Linked DNA regions of Homo sapiens: regions 2 and 3 are each linked to region 1. The links are chromatin contacts, found by Hi-C or POLR2A ChIA-PET in ENCODE. All regions are on one chromosome and are shown on one strand. Each heading gives the region's core, a stretch centred on a gene start or an enhancer-like site at or near the end of the contact. The rest is flanking DNA. Distances are from core to core; before and after follow the strand shown.

Evidence for each region. A loop is a pair of places that touch in the nucleus more often than their neighbours do. ChIA-PET counts read pairs that join two places held with the same protein, here RNA polymerase II (POLR2A). Pooled maps may share reads with other maps.
Region 2: a loop to region 1 is called in a map of gastrocnemius medialis, with 9 times the contacts of the local background. The contact joins the enhancer-like site here to the promoter of VGLL2 in region 1. A Hi-C loop is called at or near these places in 3 of 168 maps with a recorded cell type or tissue (cardiac septum, gastrocnemius medialis and psoas muscle) and 4 of 50 pooled maps. POLR2A ChIA-PET finds 5 or more read pairs at or near these places in 1 of 52 experiments (Panc1).
Region 3: a map of cardiac septum shows a loop between it and region 1 (2.1-fold over the local background). The contact joins the enhancer-like site here to the promoter of VGLL2 in region 1. A Hi-C loop is called at or near these places in 1 of 168 maps with a recorded cell type or tissue (cardiac septum) and 1 of 50 pooled maps.

The regions. Positions count from the first base shown.
Region 1 is chr6:117,263,349-117,267,351 of GRCh38, reverse strand. It overlaps VGLL2 (vestigial like family member 2), which reads right to left and starts at 1,794. Exons shown (of 4, transcript NM_182645.3): 1 at 1,508-1,794. The coding sequence starts at 1,588. LOC105377964 (a long non-coding RNA gene) reads left to right here and starts at 2,278. Exons shown (of 2, transcript XR_942911.3): 1 at 2,278-2,777.
Region 2 is chr6:117,136,875-117,140,877 of GRCh38, reverse strand. No RefSeq gene overlaps it. Among named protein-coding and RNA genes, the nearest start is that of VGLL2, 130 kb to the left of the region's middle. Within about 2 kb of position 1,742, at least 2 of the 41 ENCODE cell types and tissues checked have a DNase peak (open chromatin) inside an H3K27ac peak, as active enhancers do; they include gastrocnemius medialis, where a contact is called at or near this core.
Region 3 is chr6:117,166,157-117,170,159 of GRCh38, reverse strand. No RefSeq gene overlaps it. Among named protein-coding and RNA genes, the nearest start is that of VGLL2, 97 kb to the left of the region's middle. Within about 2 kb of position 2,284, at least 4 of the 41 ENCODE cell types and tissues checked have a DNase peak (open chromatin) inside an H3K27ac peak, as active enhancers do.

The DNA.
Region 1 (4,003 bases), core at 545-3,044:
GGGTAAATCGGCATGTCTCATAGTGATTTTAAAAAGCAGGCGCAGCTTCTGTGAACATTTTCTTAGAAATGAGCAATGGACTGAATGAAGTGTTAAAGCATTCTGCAGGCAGAGATGGCCTTGAAGAGGCGGCCCGAGTCATACAAAAATGAACAGAGATCTTCATGCAATAGATTGGTTCGGGGTCTGGGAGAAGAAAGGGCCAGTCAGAAAACCAATCCACCTCTCTCCTCTTTGCTTGCCATAGTCCCACCCTGGGAAGAAGTACATTTCAGAAGCTGGAGCCAAAAGGTTTGAAATAATTGGGGACAAAACGATGTAAGATTTAGCAATATCACCACTTCCTAAATGCCACCTTCCCTACAAGAGGAACTCTGGTGATTCTTAAAATTAACACTGAGGCAAAACAAACTGCAAGTTGTGAAGTTTAAAAGAGAAGAGGAGGTAAGAAAACAAAAAGTGAACCCTATCCGGTCCATCATTAATTTATCGGGAAATTTTCGAATAGACATTTTAAATTTGCAGGCAAAATTAGCAAAAGCATCCACTGGGGCATTGGGGTGTATTTCAATTTCCCCAAAGCAGGTGACCAAGCTCTCACTTTCCAACCTGGAGGGGACCCCTACAGCCTCCCAGGTGTATGATTTCATTCTTTTCCTGCACTACTGTCCTCAGTTTCTGCTACCTCAGCTGAGGAAATGGAAGGAAAATGGTTCAAACAGACGCAGCCTGAAGACAAGAGAAACTGGCAGAATTAAATGGAACTTGAAGAGTTTGCAGAACCCGGGTTGAGTGGTCTTCTTAAAGTGTTTGTTGGAAGCAGGGCTTCCCCATTCACCTACTCAGGCTGGAGAAAGGCAAAGTATTGTCTATCAGGCTCGCCTCTGCCGGGTCATTCGCACTCCGGATAATGCTCCCAGAACTTCGCAAAGGAAAAAATTATAAAACTGCGCGGTGCTCTTTGAAATGAATTCTCTGGATCTGGAATTAATTGCCCTGGTCGCCAGAGAATTGAAACGGAAGAAATTATTCCTGAGATAAACTTGCAGGGATGAGAACACCGGCCCTTGCATCTCAGAAAGAGGCTGGCTGGCCTTCGCTTTTGGTTTTGTTGTTACTCTCACCATTGGGACCAAAGTTTGGTTTTTCCTGCGTCAGCTTTGCCTGCATTTCCTGGTACCTGCACCTGGCTTGGAAGAATCTGGAGTCCGACAGACCCTAAGAAGAAAATCCAGCCCGTGCCATCTTCCTCTGATTATTCCAGGGAAGACCTAGGCTCACATTAGCAGGGCTTAGCTGCTTCCCGAGAGCAAACAGGCGAGCTAAAGGGGTTAGCTAATTGCACTACCAACTGGGGGCGGCTCCGGCAATCCCCGCATCCCGGCTGCGCCGGTCGTGGTCGGACGCCCGAGACGCGCGGAGGCACAGCAGACCTTGGCGTACAGGCCATGCCGCCGCAAACGGGGGGCGCGCACTCCTTCCCAAAGTCCCCAGAGGAGACACGTACCTGGTGGTAGGGGGTGTAGGCGGCTGCGAAGTAGGGCTGCGGAGGACCATAGACTTGGTACATAACATCCAGACAGCTCATGACTCTCCGCAGCGGAGACGGTTAAGTGTTTTTTCATTAACTCTCCTTCCCCGGAGCTCAGGGGTGCTGCATGGGCGGCGCTTGGACCCGCGCTCTGGAGTCATCAGGCGGAGCAAAGCCAGCGCGCTCCGCGGCTCGGAATCCAGCTGGCTCGCTACCCTCCCACTCCTGCGATTTTACTCCCGACCGCGCTCCAGGGCAGAAGCGCCTGAGCTCCCGCTAGTGGGCATTTAAAGCCCATGCCCGGCGGGCGTGCTGACGCCACTCGGGGGCTGCGGAGCGGGAGGGGGCGGTGGGGGGCGGGGACCGGGGGGCCAATGGGGAGCGAGGGACGCTTGTTGGAGGGGCAGCGAGTGTGTTTCCCGGGGCCCACCTCTGACAAGCATGCGGCCAAGGGTGCCGGAGACTATGCGGTTCCCAGCGGATCCGAGGCTTCGCACCGCGAGTAGGAATCTCCCAGGACAAAATAGGAGAGAGAGAGAAAGAGAGAGAGAGAAGGAGGCGGGGACGAAGGGATCCGGGCTCATACACGCAGAGAAAGAAAGTTGGAGAAAGGTCTCTTAGGAAAGCCCTTGTCTCATACTGTAGTTGAGTGGGTGCTTCCAGAAGTGCCGAGGTGGGGCAAATTCTCTGCTTTCGGTTCCTGATGATGTATGGGGAGGACGGTGCTGTCCCTTGGAATCCCCTAGGGAGTCCGGGTCGTGGCAGACAGGATGTGGGAGTCCGGGTACCCCTCCAGGGCGCAGAAGAGCTACCTCTGCGGGGAAATGGCAGTGGCTGAAACCTGTAACCGCTGTCCTCTAATCCACTTCCTTTCGCTCCCTCTAACCTGGTCCTCCCGCCGCCTGTCCCACACCCCAATTCTGCTCTCTTGGGCCGTGCCCTTCTGCCCCTCTAAAGTTCGATCCTGCTCCTTTCTCTTTGATGTTCTCCACCGGAACCCGTTAGCTTCGCATAGATCGCGCCCGCTTCCGGCTGCTCCCGGTGTGAGCTGCTTTCGAGGAGTCCAGGAGGCTTTACCCGGCCTCGGATGTCTGGCTTTTCATGCTGGGGTCTCCTTGGCCGGGGTCCTTTAAAGTTTTGGCAACTTTGGGGACAAGGACTCGTTGGCGCTAAGAAGAAGCATACTAGGACCCGTACACAGAGAGGTCTTTTGCTGCCTATTCAGCCGGTAATACCAGCTGCGATGGTATGTTTCATTTTGGAGAGCTGGAAGTATATGCACTCCAACTATAAAACCTTCACCCCTTTCTCTCTCCGGCCCTCCCTGAGAGGTCTGCTGGCTTCGCCCTCCTTCCTGCGACCCTACCCATCCTTCTCAAGCCTACCCCCCACCAAGCCCTCTGGAAAGGGGGTGTAACAGTGGAGTCTTCAGTTCTATAAGTTTAGGAATGCATTGAGACAAGGCTATCTCCATGGCTGGGTCAGGTGGCGGAAGGGGCATTACGGGAATAGAGGCGGGCCAGACTTGGGGGGACCAAGGGAACAGGTTGGGAGCATTAAGAGTCTAGACTCAAGAAAGAGGCAGCATGGATTTCAAACCCTAGTTATTCCCCAGCTTAAATACAACAGAAAGTCTTTATAGAGTCTCAGGCTATAAGACTGTGAATAAATGAACCCTTGAAGATCTATTTGTGTTTTAAAAGTGAGTATTTTAAGCCAAATTGTTTTAGGGTTGCAGTTTTGGTGTTGCCCAATTTATAGATGGGAAATGGCTCCGTGTCTCCAAATGCTTGTAACTGGTGAGCCATCTTGAGCGATTCGACAATTTCCTTAATTAACAACAATGTAATCTATGTAAAGTTTTCTAATCAATGAAAAGTTAAAATAAAGACACTCTTCTAGTACATTTCCATGCAAGCCTCTTTTTAGGGGCCAAGCTGCCTGTTGGATGAAATCTGCCAGCTTCTGGAGCTTCTGATTATCCAGGCGCAAGGGTGAAGCAGAACATCCATCCCACCTCCACCCCAATGTGCCCTCCCTAGGCGTTTCTGAAGATAGGTACAACCACCTATCATCATTTTCTTTGGGGCAAGAGAGGAAACCCTCATCCAAAGAGCCACAGTACGCTCTTCTGTGTGCGGGAGATGGGGAGTTCAGGTCCCAGTCTCGCTGGCCGCTGCTGCGCACCCTTTCTGCTGGGTCGGCTTCACCCAGGCCCGCAGGAGTACAGGTGTCAACGCAACCATCGCACCAGGGACTCCACGGGGCGGGCGGGTGTGGCCCCGGAGGGTCCGGTCCCCCACTTTCGCGCAAGTCCCGCAGTCCCTCCTTGGACACGGAGGTTCCGTTTTGGACATCTCTGGGCGTGAACATCGGTGGCTGAAGCCGGCTCCTTTTCGAGCAGCCTGGGCTTGGCAGTGTTGTGCAGGGGGAATGGGGGTTGGTGGGTGGGAAGCGGCGGAAGGCAAGCTC
Region 2 (4,003 bases), core at 493-2,992, 130 kb after region 1:
ATAACTTGAAATACAGTTACTTCTGGCTCTAAATCCAAGTAGTGATAGGCAAATTAGCATTTCCTTTTCAGTATATTGGGTATATTCAGTATATTGGGAACAGAAACAAAGTTTGAGGAAGTTCTTCAATCTAATTATAGAAGTTCAAATTGAAGTACTACTATTCTAACATAGTGTAAGAGAATTCTATAAGCCTTGAAATAACATACATTAGATATGATCAGGTCTTCGGAGAAAATTCTTTATATAGTTCTAAGAAAGCTAAAAGTTTATCATATCTTTAGAGTGCTATGCTGAATAAAGCCTGAGAGTTTAAATCTGTGTTGTTTCATTTTGGTACTTAGTCATACACTGCTTTTTTCAATACATGTCATGATGTGTCATCTACACATTTGAGTATTCCACTTTTATATTCCCTAAATGCCTTGGATGGAGCCAGATGTAAAAGAGATGATAAAAATCTTCTTGGGTTTTTTAACTAATGTATGTTTTCATTTTTTTCAAGATAACTTATTTTAAAGGATGCCTGGCTTATGGCAGGTGAGAAATAAATATTTGTTAAATAAATATACCTATCCATGTTAAAAGGCAACTAGCTAATAGCAATAAGTCAATCCATGTGATAAAAATAGACTATTATTTTCCTAGGTGCCTCACATATATCATCTTGATTCATCTTTATCATAATACCACACAGTAAGCATTTTTCCCTATTTGCAGATAAGGAAAATGAGGCTCAGAGAGATAAAGTAATTTGACCAAGTTCACATAGCCCATAAGTGGCCAAAGCATTGTTCGTACTCAGGTTTAAAAGACCAGAAACCTAACATCATTTGTATTTGTCTTTAGGTCCTTTATCAACACATCAAGACATCTGAGCTTTTTCCTTATCGTCATCTCTGTAATAATGAAGAATATATAATGAATGGTAAAATTCAGGTTTTAATGTGTTCTTTTATTAACCTGAAGCAGACCTTGCAGATAAGCCAGAGATTTTTAAGTCTGAGTATAAGTTGATGGCTGTTTCCACCATCTCCTACTCTTCAAGCCCTCAGGCTTGAAGTTTCTTGGTGTTTGTTCATGAACATGCATTCTGATGAAATGCAGAGCATTCTAAAATACTTGGCTTGCTAGTGGATCTTTAGAGATTTTCCAACAGCTGAGTGTTCAGGACAAACCTTCCCCCTTCACACCTCCTTAGGATCTCACACTTTCAGATCAGTCCAACATGTGGGATGGTGAAGGTAGATAAGATAGGAGGACAACAATGGAAGAATCCAACCTCAGAGGCTCTTACAACAGAGATCAAGCTGGTGTGCACAGTTGCTGAGCTGAGATTCAATGTGAAATATTGGATGTTCTCCAGCTATTTTAGTGACTTCCTCCTTGAGCTTTCAATCTCTTTGTCTTCCCTTTGGATTCTTGCAAAGAAGGAAAAGGGCAGCTCAGAGATATCCTTTCATTTTCCTCAAGACTCTATATTCCACTTCTTAGAAAAAAAGCCAAATAAATAGGAAGGAAGTTTGGTCTGAAACCACCAAATAAAAATTGACACAAGAATACTGGCTCTGTGTTTTTATACCTATATTGCAGTCATCCAACCAGTCAATAATAATTTCTCAAATCTGCCTTGGCCAGGTGTAACACTTTTGCTTTACAATACACTTCCCTCTTGATGTCATGCTGCCTCCTCTTTGGCATTTTACTAGATCTTGTGGGGCTCTGCCAAGGGCACCAGACAGGCTTTCTGTCAGGAGTTTTTCCAGGCTAAGAGCCAAATATGTGGCTTGGAGTTTTCCAGAACCTCCTTAACTGTTCTTTTCAGCCCTGATCATTTATGGTAGAGGCAGGAGGGTGCAGGACACAATGGATTATGTCATTGGGTGGTTTGTGGACTCTTTGTTAGTAGGCAACATAAAGAAATCTGTAAGAAGGATGTGAGCTGTCAATACCAGGATGCAAGTTATAAGGAAGGAAGATTTTAAGAATGTGGTAATGAGAAATATCGGCCAATCCGATCTGTCCTTACCAAAGGAAGGAAAAAAATCCTCTAGTTTGGTAATGTGAAAGTTCCAATTGCAACCAGCAATCTCCTGATATTTGATTCTCTATGATCATTGTGGCTTTCCCATAGTGTGAAGTTGGCTAGACTTGCATTGTAACACAGACATCCCACTGGAACTCTCAGGCCCAAGATGGAAAGCTGAGCTGCCTATCAGTAAGCAATACTTTTTAAATCTTGGAACCTTTTCATCATGATGTCATTTGGTTTCGCAGCTCAGATTGCTTCCTAGCTGATATTCTTTCCATCCAGAGTAGCAATGTGTGCCTTGTGGCGCTTTGAAAATGCCTCAAGACTTTCACTCTACTTTTACTTATAAATAGACTTCCACTCCATCTAAATCAATTTCAGATTAAATTACACTTTATTAGTCTCTGAAATATTACCATAAATTGGAATTTAAAATAAGCTGCAATGAGACCAAACTCAGTTGACACAAAAATATTAGGCAGCTAACATATTGATTGACAATTTGTATTTTTAAATGTTTTTATTAAAATTCCTTTAATCTAGCTCTTGAGTTAATTTGTTTTGGTTTCCACATTGTATTTTTTATTTAGGGAGGTTGGGAGATCGTTATCCTTTGCACTCTGTGGGACTATTGATTTGAATTTTGATTTGTCCTGTTTATCCATAGGATACCTGAAATTGGCAGTTTAGATGGCAAAGCATAGTTCAAAAGTAAACAAGATGCCTCAGGTAAACACAATGCCTAATTTGTTCATAGATTACTTAAATTCTGTTACCTTTAACTGCGTAAAGACAGAGAGTGCCTTTAGCAAGATGAGCCATTGCTTTATTTTTAAAGCTCGCTTATGTCAACGCTTCCTATCCATGACTAGGTTGGCCACCATTATTCAGGGGTGAGATCAGACTTCTTTTCTTTCCTAGAGCTGCTTGCCATTTTCCCAACACCTGCCTTGCAAGTGACAGCTCTGTGGGTGTCCTCATAAATTACAAATCATGTGCCTTGGTTCTGATGCCTTGGGACAAGCACAAAGTTAGAAACTGTCCTGTAACTTTAGAACTGTAGCTGCAGGATGGGACAGCTGAGTAGAGAACAGAGATGCGCATCAGCAGGGGTCCTATTAAGACTCTTATCAGGCTGCCTGCCTGATGCTGGTGGACAATTTGTACCACTGGAAACTGAGTGTAGGTTGTAAGTTGGCAGGGGGAAGAACGGATGTATGTAAGATGGAGGGTTTTTTTTTTTTCTTTTTAGGATCATCTTTAGGACTATCTTCGTATGGTAAAAATAAGCTCCCTCATGCCTGTAATCCCAGCACTTTGGGAGGCCGAGGCGGGTGGATCACGAGGTCAGGAGATTGAGACCATCCTGGCTAACACAGTGAAACCTCGTCTCTACTGAAAAAATAAAAAAATACAAAAAATTAGTCAGGCATGGTGGCGGGCGCCTGTAGTCCCAGCTACTCGGGAGGCTGAAGCAGGAGAATGGCGTGAACCCGGGAGGCGGAGCATGCAGTGAGCCGAGATCACACCACTGCACTCCAACCTGGGTGGCAGAGCGAGACACTGTCTCAAAAATAAAATAAAATAAAATAAAATAAAATAATCTCCCATTCAGCATTCTCACTTTGTTTAAAAACTTTTATTGAAGTTTTTAAGACTGTTTCATGGATTCCATTACAAAGGCTTGAAGTAAATATAAAAACAGCAGAAGAATGTAAATGTATATAATGAGTTACTTTCTCTCCAAATCATCTACCCTAGATGTGTTACAGTGCTATTATAGCTAATAGCCTAATAAGGAAACCTGTAGGTTAGCTATGACTGTGTAAAAAATCACTCCAAAAACTTAGTAACTTAAGAACAATTTCCTATTTTCCATTGGGTAAGCAGGCCTGATGGGCAGTTCTGCTAGCCTGGTCTGCAATCAGTTGAACTCACTCAAGAGTCTATGGTTGGCAGCAGCTCTACAAG
Region 3 (4,003 bases), core at 1,035-3,534, 98 kb after region 1:
CACAAATTTTTGTGGTGTTAAATTATTTGAATGAAATATTTTAAATTTTATTTCACCATATACTACTTGTGCTTTGACTGCCTTTTTTTTTTTTTTTTTTTTGCCAGTTTTTGTAATGAATTTGTCTTAGAAATCCTTGTGCTTGCTCATGTGTGTGGCTGCTGTCTGCACAGTAACAACCAGACAGCTTATTACATTCATACACTGGGGGAATGGGGAACATGTTTCTGGGAAGAGTGAATGATTTTTCACTTCTGTCAGAGAGATCAAATTATCAGCAGGGCTGCTAATCTGCCTATCTGCAAAAATAGCCAGAAATATGCACAAATGTAAACACAAAAGGGGACTGTCATAATTTGCATAGTTCTCGTGTTTGTCCATCAGTCACCCTAAATGCTTGTAAGCTGTTAGGCTGGTCGTGAATGTGTTACAGCTTGGTGAATTGCCATTTTATCTTCCAAGGCGACTCTTTATTATCACCATTAATTGATTAAACATTTTCAACACTTTCTGAGTAAACCAGTCATGGCATCTATTTCTACCTTGGGCTTCTGTTCATGGTTGGAGTGTGCCAAGCATCCAGATTAATTGAAAATACACCCTCCGGGAACCACGCGTGGCATCTCTCATAACAAGCTGCAGCACCTCTCTGAAGCACAGCTGCTATGTTGTGGGGAATCCAGGGAATCTTTAGCTTAACTGGCTGTGTCTTGGAGCCTCTAGCAGGAATGGAAAGTGAGTGGTGGGAGAGGAATCCTGTGTGTGGATGATTGTCATACTTACATCACTCATTTTGAGGGAAAAGGAGCAGTGGTTCAAGGAACAGATTCGGTATCCTTGGGATAACTGGGATTTGTGGGAGCAATCGTGGTAATGTGAGTTCTAGCCAGCTCTCTATGACTGCCTCAGCATTGAGCTTCTCCAGTCCTGTGATCAGAGGAGGGTGCTGTCTCCCCAGTAGCTTGTGCCTTACCCATTTGACATTCTCTATCAAGTCTAAGTAAAAAGATAAATGATTCCTGATTGCCTCTCCATTTCAAAGATAACTCTGAAGCCTGAGAAGGATGGTGGGCAGGGAGAGGGGAGAGCTTGGCTAAACAGAAAGTGTTGAGATGATTCAAAGGGTTCATGCTGACAGAGCAGGGGTGGCTTGACCTTCTGTGGGGGCCATGTAGGCCGCCTCTTACTGGTTGTTATTTTGGGTTCTGGAAAGCCTGACTGCCCTGAAATATCTCTCCCTGCCGTCTTGCCAGGTTCTGTAATTCCTACCATGAGAGCCATCCTCCAGTTAAGGCATCATGTCTCCAGGAGGCCCAGGTTATAGAGCAGCCACCCACAGCCAACCTCACACATTTAACCCGTAATTGCCCACTAGCCTGCAGCCTGGCTGCAGAGAACAGTTACCAGCTGTTGGTAACCCAACACTGCTTTGCTAAGAGAAGCTTTTTGACAGCCTCTTCACATAAGTGGGGGAAATGGGTGCCACAAAGCTCTGGATCAGGAGCATAATGGCTTCCATGGGAGAGGCCAAATCTCTGCAGTGATGGTGCCTCCACTTCCTATCCCAGGGCATGGGAAGATTAGACTTTGGATTCCAGGAGGAATGTGAAAATGCAAATGGAATCAAAGATGTGTACCTAAATTCATGGATGATGGATCCAATGTGGAATTAGGCAATGCTTGGGTTACAACCTTAACCAGGACTTATCTCTAAGGGAACAAGATAAATGTCTATCCAGCTTGACCTGGTATCCCACCGAATATCCTGTCACTGGTCAGGAAAGATGCCTGAGGGCTTCACTATAATTACTCCTTTGGGCACAGGAGGCACCTGTTAAAAGTTAAACATGTTTTGGAGAGGAAAACCAGGTATTTTTCAGAATTGAGAGCATTCATGGGAATGAGTCTATTTTAGATGATAGCCCGAGGGAAAGCTTGGAAGCTTGGCATGCTGCAGCTGCGTGTAAGGAATGCATTCTTTGCACGGTGGTGAAACTACTGTTGGTACACAACAGCCTTTTCTGGTGGTAAGCCAGCTTCCTTCTAAGTAAGTGTGGTTAGAGGGTCATGCTCTCTTCATGAAACTAAATTCTTAGGATTGTATTCAGGGTTGCCTTTCTTTTCTTCCGGCTGTGCTGCTCTTCTTTCTTGGTCTTGGTTTCTTTCTGCATTCCCTGAAGGGTGTGGAAGGCATGCCCACGTTTGCCCCTCTGCTTCCCTCACTTTCCACTAGGGACTCACCGCATGACTCAGAGCCTGGCTGGACACAGCAGGTGCAGACAGCCTTCCCTTTCTCAGACCATGCTTCTGTAGTGGCCACATGCCTGTGCCTCACAGGCAGCACACTCAACTTGAGGGCAGAGTCACTGAAGCTGTTCTGCTAGTGGATCTGCTGTTAAGGAAACTGTGGATCGCCAACAGAAAAATAGTAGGGCGCAAGCTCCCCCAGTGGGCAAACAGAAGCTTGCAAAAGAGAACAGAGACAGGGGAATGGGTACTGTAACGTCAGGGAATGTCAGAAAATGCCAATGAGTAAGCAAGCAGAACTAGATGTTAAAAGACATCACATCAACTCGGGTTTAAATATTGATAGCTGTGTCATCTTGAAGAAGCTACTTAATGCCTTTAAGCCTTAATTTTCTTTTACAAATGATAGGGTTAATGATACTATCTGCTTCACAAGCTGTGTTAAAAACAAAGTATTTTTTATAAAGTGTCCATAATAGGCATGTTAAAATTCAGTTATCATTATGGTGATTAACAATGTTTTCAGTAGAGTGGGGGATAGAATATAAACAGGAAATTAGGGAGGAAAGTCTGGTAGGGAGGGAAGATAGAGTTGTGGTGTTCACTTATGATTCAGGCGAGGTTGAAGTAAGAATTTTTTTGGATGAAAGCACCTTGAGCAGGGGTGTATATTCAAAGATAACAGTCAGTAGAGAAGTCAGAGACATGATATTCAAGCAAAAAAGGAAAATACTTTTAAGTCAAGTTGCTGAAGGACTCAATAGGAGGTAGATGTGAGCTTAACAGCAAGGATCATCACTGGAAAGGAGCAGAGACATCTCTTGCACTCAAAAAAAGGGAAGGCATACAAGTATGGATAAATGTTTTATGGGTTTGGACGTTGTGGAAAAAGGGAGTACAATAGGGCAAAACAGAGGGATTGGAGAGAGAGATTTAAGAAATTGGCTCACGCAATCATGGAAGCTGGCAAGTCCAAAATCTGCATAATAGGCAGGCAGGCTGGAGACACAGAAGAGAGGTGGTGTTGCTGGTGCAGTCTTAAGGCAGGCTGCTGGCTGAATTCTCTCTTCTTCTGGAGAGAGTTTAGTCTTTTTCTATTGAGGCTTTTGACTGATTGGATGAGGCCCACCCACATTCTGGAGGGCAATGTGCTTTACTCAAAGTCTATTGATTTAAATGTTATTCTCATCTAAATAATATCTTCATAGAAACGTCCACAATAATGTTTGACCAAATATTTGGGTACCTTGGCCTAGACAAGTTGGTACACAAAATTAGCAGTCACACCTAACAACAATCACACCTCTCTCCAGACCTTTATCACTGGCTCTTGGTGTCAAAGAAGGAACAAAGTAGCCCTCTCTAGTGTGGGGATGGCCATCCTTTCTGCCATGCCATAGGCATTTCCTTTCTTTTTAAAGGAAAAATAAAAATTTTATTTTTCCTTTAAAACCTTTACCACCTGCTCTTTGACCATCTCTATTGACCACATTCAGCTCTTTGGCCCTTTACTTGTTTATGAAAACCCAGCGTCTGGCCTTACTGTCCTCATAGCTCTTCCCATGTGGAGTCTTATCAGGCCAATTCTGATAATGACCCCTGGTTCAGGGTTCTGCCAGGTCTTGGCCAACAACATGGACCTGGCCTGATTAAAGACAGAGGCTTGGAGGTGAAAAGCTTTATATCTTGTTATCAGTCTCTTGAGTCACTTAGTCTCAGCCTGACTTTGTAAATGTGACAGTATTACTAACAGCTT